2 separate regions of the Homo sapiens genome follow, and region 2 is linked to region 1. Evidence: chromatin contacts called from ENCODE Hi-C or POLR2A ChIA-PET data. All regions are on one chromosome and are shown on one strand. Each heading gives the region's core, a stretch centred on a gene start or an enhancer-like site at or near the end of the contact. The rest is flanking DNA. Distances are from core to core; before and after follow the strand shown.

The links. A loop is a pair of places that touch in the nucleus more often than their neighbours do. ChIA-PET counts read pairs that join two places held with the same protein, here RNA polymerase II (POLR2A). Pooled maps may share reads with other maps.
Region 2: a loop to region 1 is called in a map of gastrocnemius medialis, with 3 times the contacts of the local background. The contact joins two enhancer-like sites. A Hi-C loop is called at or near these places in 1 of 168 maps with a recorded cell type or tissue (gastrocnemius medialis) and 4 of 50 pooled maps. POLR2A ChIA-PET finds 5 or more read pairs at or near these places in 1 of 52 experiments (HEK293).

Annotation. Positions count from the first base shown.
Region 1 is chr9:69,378,032-69,380,739 of GRCh38, forward strand. The region is part of intron 6 of ENTREP1 (endosomal transmembrane epsin interactor 1); the gene reads left to right. Among named protein-coding and RNA genes, the nearest start is that of ENTREP1, 54 kb to the left of the region's middle. Within about 2 kb of position 1,305, at least 7 of the 41 ENCODE cell types and tissues checked have a DNase peak (open chromatin) inside an H3K27ac peak, as active enhancers do; they include gastrocnemius medialis, where a contact is called at or near this core.
Region 2 is chr9:70,606,645-70,609,465 of GRCh38, forward strand. All of the region lies in intron 19 of TRPM3 (transient receptor potential cation channel subfamily M member 3), which reads right to left. LOC107984011 (a long non-coding RNA gene) reads left to right here. Exons shown (of 3, transcript XR_007061572.1): 3 at 414-1,628. Among named protein-coding and RNA genes, the nearest start is that of KLF9, 190 kb to the left of the region's middle. Within about 2 kb of position 1,472, at least 8 of the 41 ENCODE cell types and tissues checked have a DNase peak (open chromatin) inside an H3K27ac peak, as active enhancers do; they include gastrocnemius medialis, where a contact is called at or near this core.

The sequences.
Region 1 (2,708 bases), core at 55-2,554:
TGTCTTACTTTCTCTTTTTGTCTGATAAAACAGATGAATCCAAAGAAAAGTTAAACTTTGGCCTGAAGATAGACATTTTCAATTTCAATTAGCTTTCTAAGGGAAACTGACACCCAGGGAGATAACAGCTGTAATTTGACATGATTGAGAGTCGCTGTTGCCTTGGAAACACTCCCAGTTAGGCCAAATCGATGTTTCATTGTAATACCATCAGCAGGTCTCAACAATCAAGAAATTCTTCCTAGCCATTAAAAAGAGATTAATTATTAATTGTCTCTCCCTGGTCTAGAAAAAATAGATACCATACTTATTTTCCTTTTCAAATTTCAAACTTAAAATTTTGACCTTCTTAAATATCAAGGATTTTTATTGGTACAGTGAAATGCCGCATACATCTGTCTGATTGTTAGCAACTTCTAGAATCAAACCTTTTTTTAAAGAATGACTTCATTTAGGCGCGGCGTGGTGGCTCACACCTGTAATCCCAGCACTTTGGGAGGCTGAGGCGGGCAGATCATGAGGTCAGGAGATCAAGACCATCCTGGCTAACCCCCGTCTCTACTAAAAATACAAAAAAATTAGCCGGGCATGGTAGTGGGCACCTGTAGTCCCAGCTACTTGGGAGGCTGAGGCAGGAGAATGGCATGAACCTGGGAGGTGGAGCTTGCAGTGAGCTGAGATCGCACCACTGCACTCCAGCCTGGGTGAGAGCGAGACTTTGTCTCAAAAAAAAAAAAAAGAATGACTTCATTCGTTTATTCATTCAACAAACGTGGAATCCTCTGTGCTGGGTTATTGGAATTCAAAATGAGCTAGACCTGCTTCCTCCTCTACCATTAAGGAGCTCACAGTCTAGGTCATTAAAATGTGTGTTGGAAGGATCACGGTAATATTCAAAAGAGGGACTTTGGGTGCACAGAGAAGGTACACCTAACCCAGAGTGGCAAGGCAGTCAGAGATGGCTTCCTGGATGAAGTGAACTTAAGCTGAGTTTAAAGGATAAGCAAACATCTGTTGAACTTTTTGAAAGAGAATCTCTTAATTCCACAGAAATACTAGTGTCTTTAGCTTCATATTCAGAGGGCCAGAAATTTCTATTTTTTAATCCCTGTAGTACATGTAGAGACTTATCAAACTAACTTGGTGCTGAGCTTGAGGTTTTTAGAGAAGTATTTTCTAATGTCCAGGGTGATGGTATGTGACTTTGAGATAGGTCACCAGTGGGGCTGCCACCCAGACACTGTTAGTGTTCTTTTCAGTGGCTTAGCTGCTGACTCGTCCCTCAGTTATACCTGAACCCTACGTCTATACCCTCCCCAGCTCACTTGCCCAGGCAGGGGCAGAGATGACTGCAAAGCTGGAGGGGATGTCAGCTGGGTGACAGGTGGCCTGGGCTAGGCCTGTGGGACAGCTTGGCCTCTCTGGTGTTCAGGGAGTGGCCTCTACTGGAATTTCAAAGCCTCAGGGGCTGGGATGGCTTCCTTAATCTTTCAGGAAATGAGCCAAGAATGACAGAGGCTGAAGAGATATGGCAGCAAAACACATGTTCTTTCTGTACCTGAGGACACATTTGCAAAAATCTTAGCGCCGTCTCAGGCTGTCTGTAGAGGGTACATTGGAGGACAGTAAAAAATGACTGATATTTCATGGTGGGGATGAGAAATACCCTCTCCAATAAGAAGAATTCTTTGACACTGAGGTTGCGGATGAGCACTCTGTTGACCTAGGAGGAGGCAGCAGACAGATTTAGTTTCTGCAGTGGCAGAAAGGGAAAGTGACTCATGTGGGTTTAGGAGCCGAGCCATCCAGCAGTGTGCTCTGAGCACTCCCGACCTTCCTGTCTCCTCGCTTTCCTTTCTCTTCTCTGCTTCACCATAATAATGCTCATCACTGCAGATATTTCCACTCTTTAAGATCTAGGTGCATCCTCGGATTTGTCTCTCTGAGTCCTGAGACAGCCTCTGGCCAAATCCAGGTTGGAAGAAAACAGACAAGCTTCTCATCAAGGGCTTTATCCTTCAAAACTTTCTAGAAAGAAGGCCGAAGGAGGGAGTTAAAGCAAAACAGTCTTGTGAGAAAGAAGACATTGCCCAGTCTAAAATACGTGCCTAGAGCCCTATAATCATATTGCCAATGGGCAAACACCTTTATTTTTGGAAATTTTACCAATATCAGAGTGCAGTCCACTTTCCTTTTCAAAAGGGCTGAATTTATTCACATTTAGATACATGTCCTATCAAAAATATTTCACAATGTGACCAACTTTTCTAGATTCACGGTATAAATCAACTTTATAGACACTCATGGTTTAACCTCAGTTGGTAATTTTCTTTCTTTTAAGCAGGCAGGCAAGAATATTCATGATTGTTACTATTTTATGACCAGTTTTATCCAGAGTTTTCACACAACAGAGGCTCCCCATTTCCTGTAAGGTATTATGACCTCTCAGAAGAGGTTTGTTTAACTTCTATAAATACAACCACTTCATGCGTTGGCATCTCCTTGAGAAAAGGCTTCTCGAGTTACTGTCATAAACAGAAGTCTGATTGCAGTTGAGGTTTCTGTCCAAAGATGGGTTCGCTACTTTGTGAATTGATTTGTAATACAGGAGGGGGCCGTGCACCCCACCCCACCTCCGCTACTCCAGGGTGTCTCTGTTCTCAGAAGTTGGCTTGAGCCAGGGATCAAGGAGTCTCCAACCTATTTCT
Region 2 (2,821 bases), core at 222-2,721, 1.2 Mb after region 1:
GTGTGTGTATATATATATATATATGTATACTCTGTAAGGTTTAGCAACCTGTATGTAGAATTTCCAAGCTTTTGAACCTGTGAGTCTTATTTAAGTAAGTCAGTAGGAGAACTCTAAGAATTTGTATTTTATTAACATATATTCTTTCTATGCATTTTCCATTAACTAAGATTCATGCTTCTTAAACTAACTATCAAACACAAGCACTAAAGCCTGACACAGTTTGCTATGGATCCCTGGTGGGGCTTTGCTCTTCCTCACTTCTTCCTGGGCCTTTTTCTACTACCTCTGGAGAGCAGAGGGGCACATGGTCTTGTAGAGGATAGAGTTGGTCACTACTAGAGAAACTCAGAGCACACACTGTGTCCTCTGACCTGCAGCCACTTCACACCTTGAATTTGAATCCTCTCCAGATGGATACCTGAAATAGGCTCTCAAAACAAGCAGGGTCTAGGAGCCAGTTGGACCCCTGCCTCCTTTCTTCTTGGACCAGAAGAGGACCCAATCTGCTCCTAGAGAAACTTGCTACGATGCAGAAGTGAGGTTATATGGAAATGAAGTGTGTCCTACCTTTCAGAAACTTGGGAGAGTAGGAGAGACCATTTTTGAAAATCTGGTGAGAAATACTCTTACAGAGAAAAACACAGCCCAAAGCACATGGGACCTTCAATCTGAAATTGAATTGTACTGTTAAGCATGTCTGGTGATTCAAAAGACTGGCATACCTTATTTCCAGTCACTTCCTCGAGGCCTGGGCTTTGTCAATATGTGAAGATGAATTTTGGAGAATCATGTAAACACAATTGAACAGATCTGGGGGATCCAGTCTGATGGGTTTGCTGAGGCCAATCCAGTCAGCCACGCAGAAGTGTGCTGGACACACAGGCCCCACCACCCCCCGCCAAAGAGGCAGCCTCCCAACAAGCTGCCAATGACATAAGCAAAGCAGCGTGTCTCAAGTGTCTCCAATCATAAGATTCGCCTGGGAAGCTGGTTAAACTAACACAGCCTCTTAGGCTCCTTCCTGAAGACTGGATTCCATGGGTCTATGATGGGGCTAGAAATTTGCATTTCTAACAAAACTCCCTTGTCATCATGGACGTTTTAGAGATATTGATACTATTATTTCTACTGATTTCTGCTCTCGGGAGTCTGTAAACTTTTTCTGCAAATGGCCAACTGGTTAACTTTTAAGGCTTTGTAGAACCGATAGTCTCTCTCTGTCTCTCACTACTCATCAACTTGATGTGGTAGCACAAAAGCAGTCAGTCAGCCTATTGCTAATGGTAAATGAGATTTAGCCTAAAGCTGCCTCCTTAAGTTCGGCCTGAAGTTTTCTCTGTACATTGTGAACTATAACAAATGAAGGTGTAACAAGACCAATCACCGAGTTTCGGTCAATCAAATGTAGCCAACTGCTCAAACTGTGTTCAAATAAGGCAAACGCTGAGCTGTAACCAATCCAGCTGTTTCTGTACCTCACTTCCGTTTTCTGTATGCCACTTCCCTTTTTCTGTCCATAAATCTTCCACCACGTGGCCCTGCCAGAGTCTCTGAGCCTACTCTGGCTTGGAAGACTGCCCAATTCACGAATCGTTCATTTGCTCAATTAAACTCCTTTAAATTTATTCGGCTCAAGTTTTTCTTTTAACAGAAATCAAGAGTCTGCCTGTGTTCCAATTATTTATGGACACTAAAATTTGAATATGTGTTTCAAGTATTCCTTTTCAAATTTTATTAAAAATGTAAAAACCATTCTCAGTTCGCAGGCCACAATCACAGGCCATGGGTTGAATTTGGCTCAAAAGCTGTAGTTTGCCAAGCCCTGTTCTAAGCTAACAGTTGGGGAATCATAATATAAAAGGAAGGACAGACCTGGGTGTGAAATAGCTGCAAAAATATTATCTCGGGCTGGGCGCAGTGGTTATTGCCTGTAATCCCAGCACTTTGGTAGGCTGAGGCAGGCCCATAGCTTGAGGCCAGCAGTTCAAGACCAGCCTGGCCAACGTGGCAAAACCCCATCTCTACTAAAAATACAAAAATTAATTAGCCAGGTGTGGTGGTGAACACCTGTAATCCCAGCTACTCGGGAGGCTGAGACATGAGACTCACTTGAATCCAGGAGATGGAGGTTGCAGTGAGCCAAGATTGTACCACTGCACTCCAGCCTAGGTGACAGAGTAAGAGTTTGTCTCCTAAATAAATAAATATTATCTTGATAAAATAGTTGTTAGGATTACAAAGAGTACTTAAATAATAGTACCTAGAACATTGCCTCAAACTTAGTAGGTGCTCAATAAAAGAAAGATATTATTTTTGTTGAGTGGATGTATGAACACAACACTGATTATCTATTGCTGGGCAACGTGAATAGCCTAGAAGAAACAATAGTCACAGTTACATTGTACTTATATGTCAAGGAACTGTTCTAAGTGCTTTACATGTTTTAACACATTTAATCTTGATTAAATCCTATAAAATCGGAACTACTATTATTGGCATCTTAAGAAAACTGTGGACAGAAGGGGAAATTAAGTTGTTTGAGGGCACATGGTAAGAGGTGCAGATGGGATTCCCACCCAGGCTGTCTGATTCCAAAGTCCATGCTTGTCACCACTAAGCTGTTTTCTGCAAGGTTAAAAATAATATAGAGCTGTATAAAATATATGAATAGAAACGATTTTTGCATGCCTCAGTTATTTTTGGGGGGAGAGAATTTTTCTCTTTTCCTAACATTGATAAATTTGAATTTTTACCTCACTGAAAACATCTAATATTTACATTTCGATAATATCCTATCTTTTCTCAAGACCACACTTTA